Linked DNA regions of Homo sapiens: region 2 is linked to region 1. The links are chromatin loops, found by intact Hi-C in ENCODE. Cell type or tissue: dorsolateral prefrontal cortex. All regions are shown on one strand. Each heading gives the region's core, and the rest is flanking DNA. Links, peaks and the distances in the headings are about the cores only.

What was found. Hi-C counts contacts between places; a loop is a spot of excess contacts. Peaks named below come from ENCODE experiments on the same cell type or tissue, not always from the same donor. Only the 100,000 strongest peaks of a DNase experiment are listed, where the experiment ranks them.
Region 2: a loop joins it to region 1, with 3 times the contacts of the local background. A loop is called at or near these places in 4 of 110 quality-filtered maps.

Annotation. Positions count from the first base shown.
Region 1 is chr6:22,735,961-22,738,881 of GRCh38, reverse strand. No RefSeq gene overlaps it. Among named protein-coding and RNA genes, the nearest start is that of LINC03005, 19 kb to the right of the region's middle. In dorsolateral prefrontal cortex, for the core only: a CTCF peak has its summit at 1,309 (motif pointing right); a DNase peak (open chromatin) is centred at 1,341.
Region 2 is chr6:22,661,027-22,663,947 of GRCh38, reverse strand. The region is part of intron 2 of LINC03005 (long intergenic non-protein coding RNA 3005); the gene reads left to right. LOC102724736 (a long non-coding RNA gene) reads right to left here and starts at 1,554. Exons shown (of 4, transcript XR_926578.2): 1 at 646-1,554; 2 at 1-14. In dorsolateral prefrontal cortex, for the core only: no CTCF peak of the experiment used is centred there; no DNase peak of the experiment used is centred there.

The DNA of each region.
Region 1 (2,921 bases), core at 246-2,745:
CATGCGATAGAATTTGCATTCCTGTGGAACACACATTGATATGTTGCTATTACTCAACTTTATTACTGTACACAAGGAAACTGAGAGCCAAACTGAGGCCCTTTATTTTTATTCCTTTCAAATGTTATATTCTTTCTCATGTTTGTGGAGGGGGGAAAACAGCTATCTATAGAGCATTTATGCTACCTTTGCCCCACTGATATTTCTTATTGCATTTTCAGCCAAAATGACTGAGCATGCTTTCATCTGCCTTTAACAAAGAGAAATAGCAAAAGTGTAGGCTTCTGTTTAGAGATCGTTTATACCCTATTCCCTAATTTTCCCCTCCATATACTTCCTCAAGACATGTTAATGCAAATGTGTCTAGGAGAAATGTGTACTCTTTAGTAATAAGCTAGAGACTTAGTCTTTCATCCACCTTTGAACAAGTAGTTACATAGCCACATTTACTAGTTCCAAGTCGTGCTAATATATGAGGAAATGACAAAGCATTAGGTCACCATGAAGTCATAAAATATCTGAGGAGTTGATCAATATTAATTTATGAATGCACGTATAATGTGCATATCTCATTTTTCAGCTGATGACTTCTATTACCCGGAAAGAGCCTCATGGAAGAGAATTATAAAAGTTCTTTCATGTCAGCCTTGAAATCGAAGGCCGTAGAAAGCATTCATTGGAAGAAAGAGGTTACTTTTTATTATTGTGTATGACCCAGAGCAAGTGTCTTCAGTGTCTTCATTTCTTCTCTAAAGAACAACTCATTGGAAAATCACTTGGAGACCCTCACATAACAGATGAGAGCAATGTACTATCAAAAACCTGAATAAGAGAAAGCTCGAGAATTGATTTTCTATGTTGCTGTGACCAATCTGCTTTTCATTAGTTCCACTGACATCAGTACTAAATATATAAAAACAAGAGTTGTGTGTGTATATTGTTTTGTATTATTTTTTGTTTTATCATAAAAGCTCCACCCTCCGTTCCCCACCCCCCACCCCACCACACACAAGCTGTAGCCTTCCAATGAAGGGGGAAGAAAAGAAATAATTCTCATATTCTCCTATTTGCCCCAGACCTGAATTACTCCATTTCCTCAAGTCAGCAAATCCCCTGTACATCTGAAGCACTAAACTCAGTTCCTGAAAATATTGCCTGCTTGTTAAAGCACCCACACTGGATAGGCCCTTAAAGAGCCAGACATGCCTTGAAATTTACTGCCTCAAGCCCATCCGTCTTTCCAAGGCCTGCAATTTTCTTGAGTCTTTTCCCCAGACAAAAAGCTTCGGATGTTTGTCCCTGCAGAGGGCAACCAAGAGCTATGCTGCCAGTCGAACCCATCCTTGTACCCTGAAGAAACAGTGAGCAAGGATTCCTGGCTTTGGCCTTTGCGGGAACTTGACAGCTAATCCAAGTCATGCGAATGGCTTTAAGCTGACCCATCTTTTCTTTTTTAATTTAACAGTATGTGCAACTGTTTGGGAAAGACCAATTAGGCTGACCCATCATTTCTTCAAAGGCCTGATTGTTCTGATGTTTGGTCAAGCACACATACTACACGTAGATATGCCGTAGAAGCCAGATTTAGATACAAATCTACAGGCGTTCTGAGTTTCTCTGCCATCCAGCCAGCTTCCCCTCTTTTTAGGTGGATGTAGTCTCATTTGGCACCTCAAAGCTTGACGCAACACACCAGACTTCCTTCAGACCGTTTTACAACTGGTTTGTTTCGTTAATTAACCTCCTTTTGTGAGGTCTAATAGCCATCAGCCAGAATGATATTGGCTTCGTAGCAAAGAGTTTTATAGCTGTGTCACAGCATATTTTGATTTTCCAGCTAAAATTATCTACTATGCTCTCCGCATTACCATTTAAAGCACAGAAAATTTTCTTTGAAGCTGACAGTGTCCTGTTCCTCTTCATTAGAGTAAGCCAGAACTGTGCCATTAAACATGCTGCAGCAGAGAGGCCTGCAGGAGGCCCCTTCTCAGTTGTCCCTTCTTAGGCTTCAATTAAAAGATAATACTGACTACTTTCATAGCCCAGAAAAGTAAATTAACTCATCATCCAAGGAAACACAAGGTCTAAAATATAATTTCTTAGAAATTTGTGGCGCTTCCTCAGGTGAAATCTGTTTTCAGCTGCTTCTAGCTCCTATTTGGTAGGCACTTTCTGGAGACCTACGCTCCTGGTCATTTCAAATTCCTCTTAGCACCTTTATGTTCCTAATGGCATCTCTGAATTTTAGATCTAAGGGAATCACAGAGAGCAGATGCAAACTGTGAGATTAGACCATTTTATAATAATGCCTTAGACCAATGTTCTCAACCACTGATACTGCCATCAGCAGCATTAACATGAAAATGCCCGGGTACCACGGACCCAGTGAAGAAGAAATTCTGAGAGTGAGGTCCAGCAAGCTGCGTTTTAACAAGTCCTCCAGGTGAGTCTGATGCAAGCTAAAACTGAGAACCACTGCCTTGGGTATTTTTGAGGCTTTGGAGATTTCCAACTTATTGTGACATCCAGTAGTTTTGCTTCTTTACATTATAACTTCATTAAGTAGGCAGAATAGATAATACCTTTTCCAAATCTCTGTAGAGGAAACTATAGTTTAGAAACGGTGTTTGTTCAAGAGCAGCCTGTTGCTAAATGTTAAAGCAAGTCTAGATCACGAGGTTTCCAGTCCAACACTCATTTCCGCTGCAGTCTGCAGCCTGTGGAACAGAGTTGCTACCGCATGGACATAGAAGCCAGAAAGTCTCACCTGGCTCTAGTGACAGCATCGGCTGGGCCAACCAGGTAGAGCCCCTAATGGCTGATCCCCAGGAAAGTAAGCAAAAAAAGAAAGAGAGGAAAAGAGGAAGGGAGGAAGAGAAGACGGAAGGAAAAGGAAGAAAGGAAGGGAAGGAGGAAAAAAG
Region 2 (2,921 bases), core at 225-2,724, 75 kb after region 1:
GATTTCACTCATACCTGGGAGGACAATGATAGACAGAGGGAAAAGAAAGTGGTTACTAGGCTCTTCCTCTGATGGTCCCTTGATGACTCAATCCTGTGTATCCAAATTCAACACCCATTCAATCACAAGGCCCCAAGTTGTGCAATAAGTTAACAAGGAGAATCCAATAACACCTTCTGACTCGTGTGTCCATTTCTAAAGGGTATCAGATGGGCTGGGCATGGTGGCTCACGCCTGTAATCCCAGCACTTTGGGAGGCCAAGGCAGGCAGATCACCAGAGATCATGAGTTCGAGACCAGCCTGGCCAACATGGTGAAACCGTGTCTCTACTAAAAATACAAAAAATCAGCTGGGCGTGCTGGTGCACACCTATAGTACCAGGCTGAGGCATGATAATCACTTGAACCTGGGAGGTGAAGGCTGCAGTGAGCCGAGATCACACCACTGCACTCCAGCCTGGGAGACAGAGTGAGACTCCGTCTCAAAAAAAAAAAAAAAAAAAAAAAAAAAAAAGGACCAGATGTATCGTTTTCTGTAACAGAGTTGAAGAGAGAACAGAGAACAGTGGGAATATGAAGTTTAGAGATGTGCTAGTATCCCACGATTAAAAACAAAAATAAAATAAAAGAGCAAACAACTCTCACCAACGTTATGGTGTACTTCTCTTTTTGTAGGAACGTCACCTTCCTTCACTTCCCAACAGACAGCTTTCTTTAAAACACCTTCTGTTCTTCAAGCTTCATTTGTTTTTCCACTGCTACGATTTGGTTTCTACCTCTTCTCTCACAACTGTGCTCACCAAGGCCTCAACGCTGCCTTCATTAATTGATCCCACAGCCACTTTTTAGCCTTTTCAGCCTTGACTTCCTTGCTGTAGTTGACACATTGTTGGCCCTTTTCACAAAGTGAATTTTCCCTCACTAGTTGTCTTGTATGTCATTACTCATTTCTGGTTTTTATTCTGCATTTCTGACTGCCCCTTCCCAGGTTCCTTCCAAGATCTCTTGCTGTCTACTAACATCATTAGTATCCCTGGCTCTGTGTGTCCCTTGATCCCTTAATCCACCCTGCAGAGAAGTCCCTAGACCCTCTAACTTCATGTCCTTCCTCTCTTCCTCTCCACATATGGTCCAAATCTCTCTTAGCTCCACGACTTTCCCTGAGGGCCTCACCTCTGTACTTTCAAATGTATCCTACTTTCTGCCTGGAATACCCACCCACATTCCCATTGGTCTAATTCCTGGTGATCCTTCAGTTCCCAGCTTAGATGTCATTACTTCAGAGACATTCCTGATCTTTAAGCAACCAAGTCCCCTCACATGAGTTTCTTCCCTTATAACATTCTCATTTTATTTTAAGTACTTGTAAATGTCTGCTTTCCCTGACGGGGTAAATTGTGACATCCCCACTTATGACTTTGTATGATTTGTACTACAAAAAGTTTCAGGGCAGAGAGGGTAAAGAGGCATAGAAATCTCAACCGGGCACAGTGGGTCACGCCTGTAATCCCAGCACTTTGGGAGGCCGAGGAGGGTGGATCACGAGGTCAGGAGTTTGAGGCCAGCCTGGCCAACATGGTGAAACCCCATCTCTACTAAAAATACAAAAATGAGGCAGGCGTGGTGGTGTGCACCTGTAATCCCAGCTACTTGGGAGGCTGAGGCAGCAGAACCGCTTGAACCAGGAGGCGGAGGTTGCAGTGAGCCGAGATCACACTACTGCAGACTGGACAACAGAGAGAGACTGCATCTCCAAACAAACAAACAAACAAAAAAAGAGGCACAGAAATCTCATGTGTGCTCTGTGATACTTGGTTTGGGACAACTCTGCCCAGTGACTTCACTGTTATTTAATTTGCACAGAAAGAACATTAAGGCCAGCAGAACTGCTATTCCCTAATAACTTGAAAGTTTAGTGAAGGAGAAAATGTGTCTGTGTTACACATCACTGAATTCTTGCTCCTAGCACAGTGTCTGCAGTCTTTCAACTGACCATTGCTAAATGTATAAATCCTCCCCATTACCATATTCTGGAACCGCACTGTCCCATACGGTAGTCCCCAAGCCACATACGGCTACCGAGCATCTGACATATGGCTTGAGATGTGCTAAGTATAAAATTACACACCAAGTTTAAGATCTGGCAAGAAAACATCTTAATAACTTTGTATTGATTACAAGATGAAATAACATTTTAGATATATTGTGTTAAATAAAACGTAATTAATGTACTAAATAATTTGCATTTGAGGGTCACAGTAGGTTTCTATTGGACAGCACTATTTCTAGACTTTCTTCTGAGACATTGCTCTATATCCAGACATTCATTGAATACCTCCAGCTGATGTCCCACAGACACTGTAAATGCAATGAAATTAAATTTATCATATTTCCCAATAACGCACTTCCTCTTCAGATGTTGCCTCAGATGTTAATGGTTGCAATTCATCTGGTTACCTAAGGCAAAATTTTGGACTATTCCTCCACTCTTATTTTTTTATGAAAAGACTCTTCCAATTTTCCCTTTTCCTTCCTGCCACAATGCCATTAATATGGCCACCGGACTCTCCAGCATAAATCCCCATCGGCACATCTAGGAGACCTTTTTTGACAAGGCATAAGACAGCCTCTGGTTGTCATCAGATTACAATCTACCTCTTTAGTGTCTCCTCGCTCTATTGTCTCACTAACCCCCTCTACTTGATACTCAAGAAAATAGCTCATATTGACTGAGTATGTTTCAAAAATATATCCTTACAATACCTTATCATTCTCATACTGCAAATGAAGAAACTGAAGCAGAGAGGTCAAATAATTAGCCCAGCATGTGCACCTAAGTGATGGAGCTGGTATTTGAACCTAGACCATTTGACTTTGGTATCTGGTCTCTTAACCGATGCTCTTTATTTCACATCCACAGT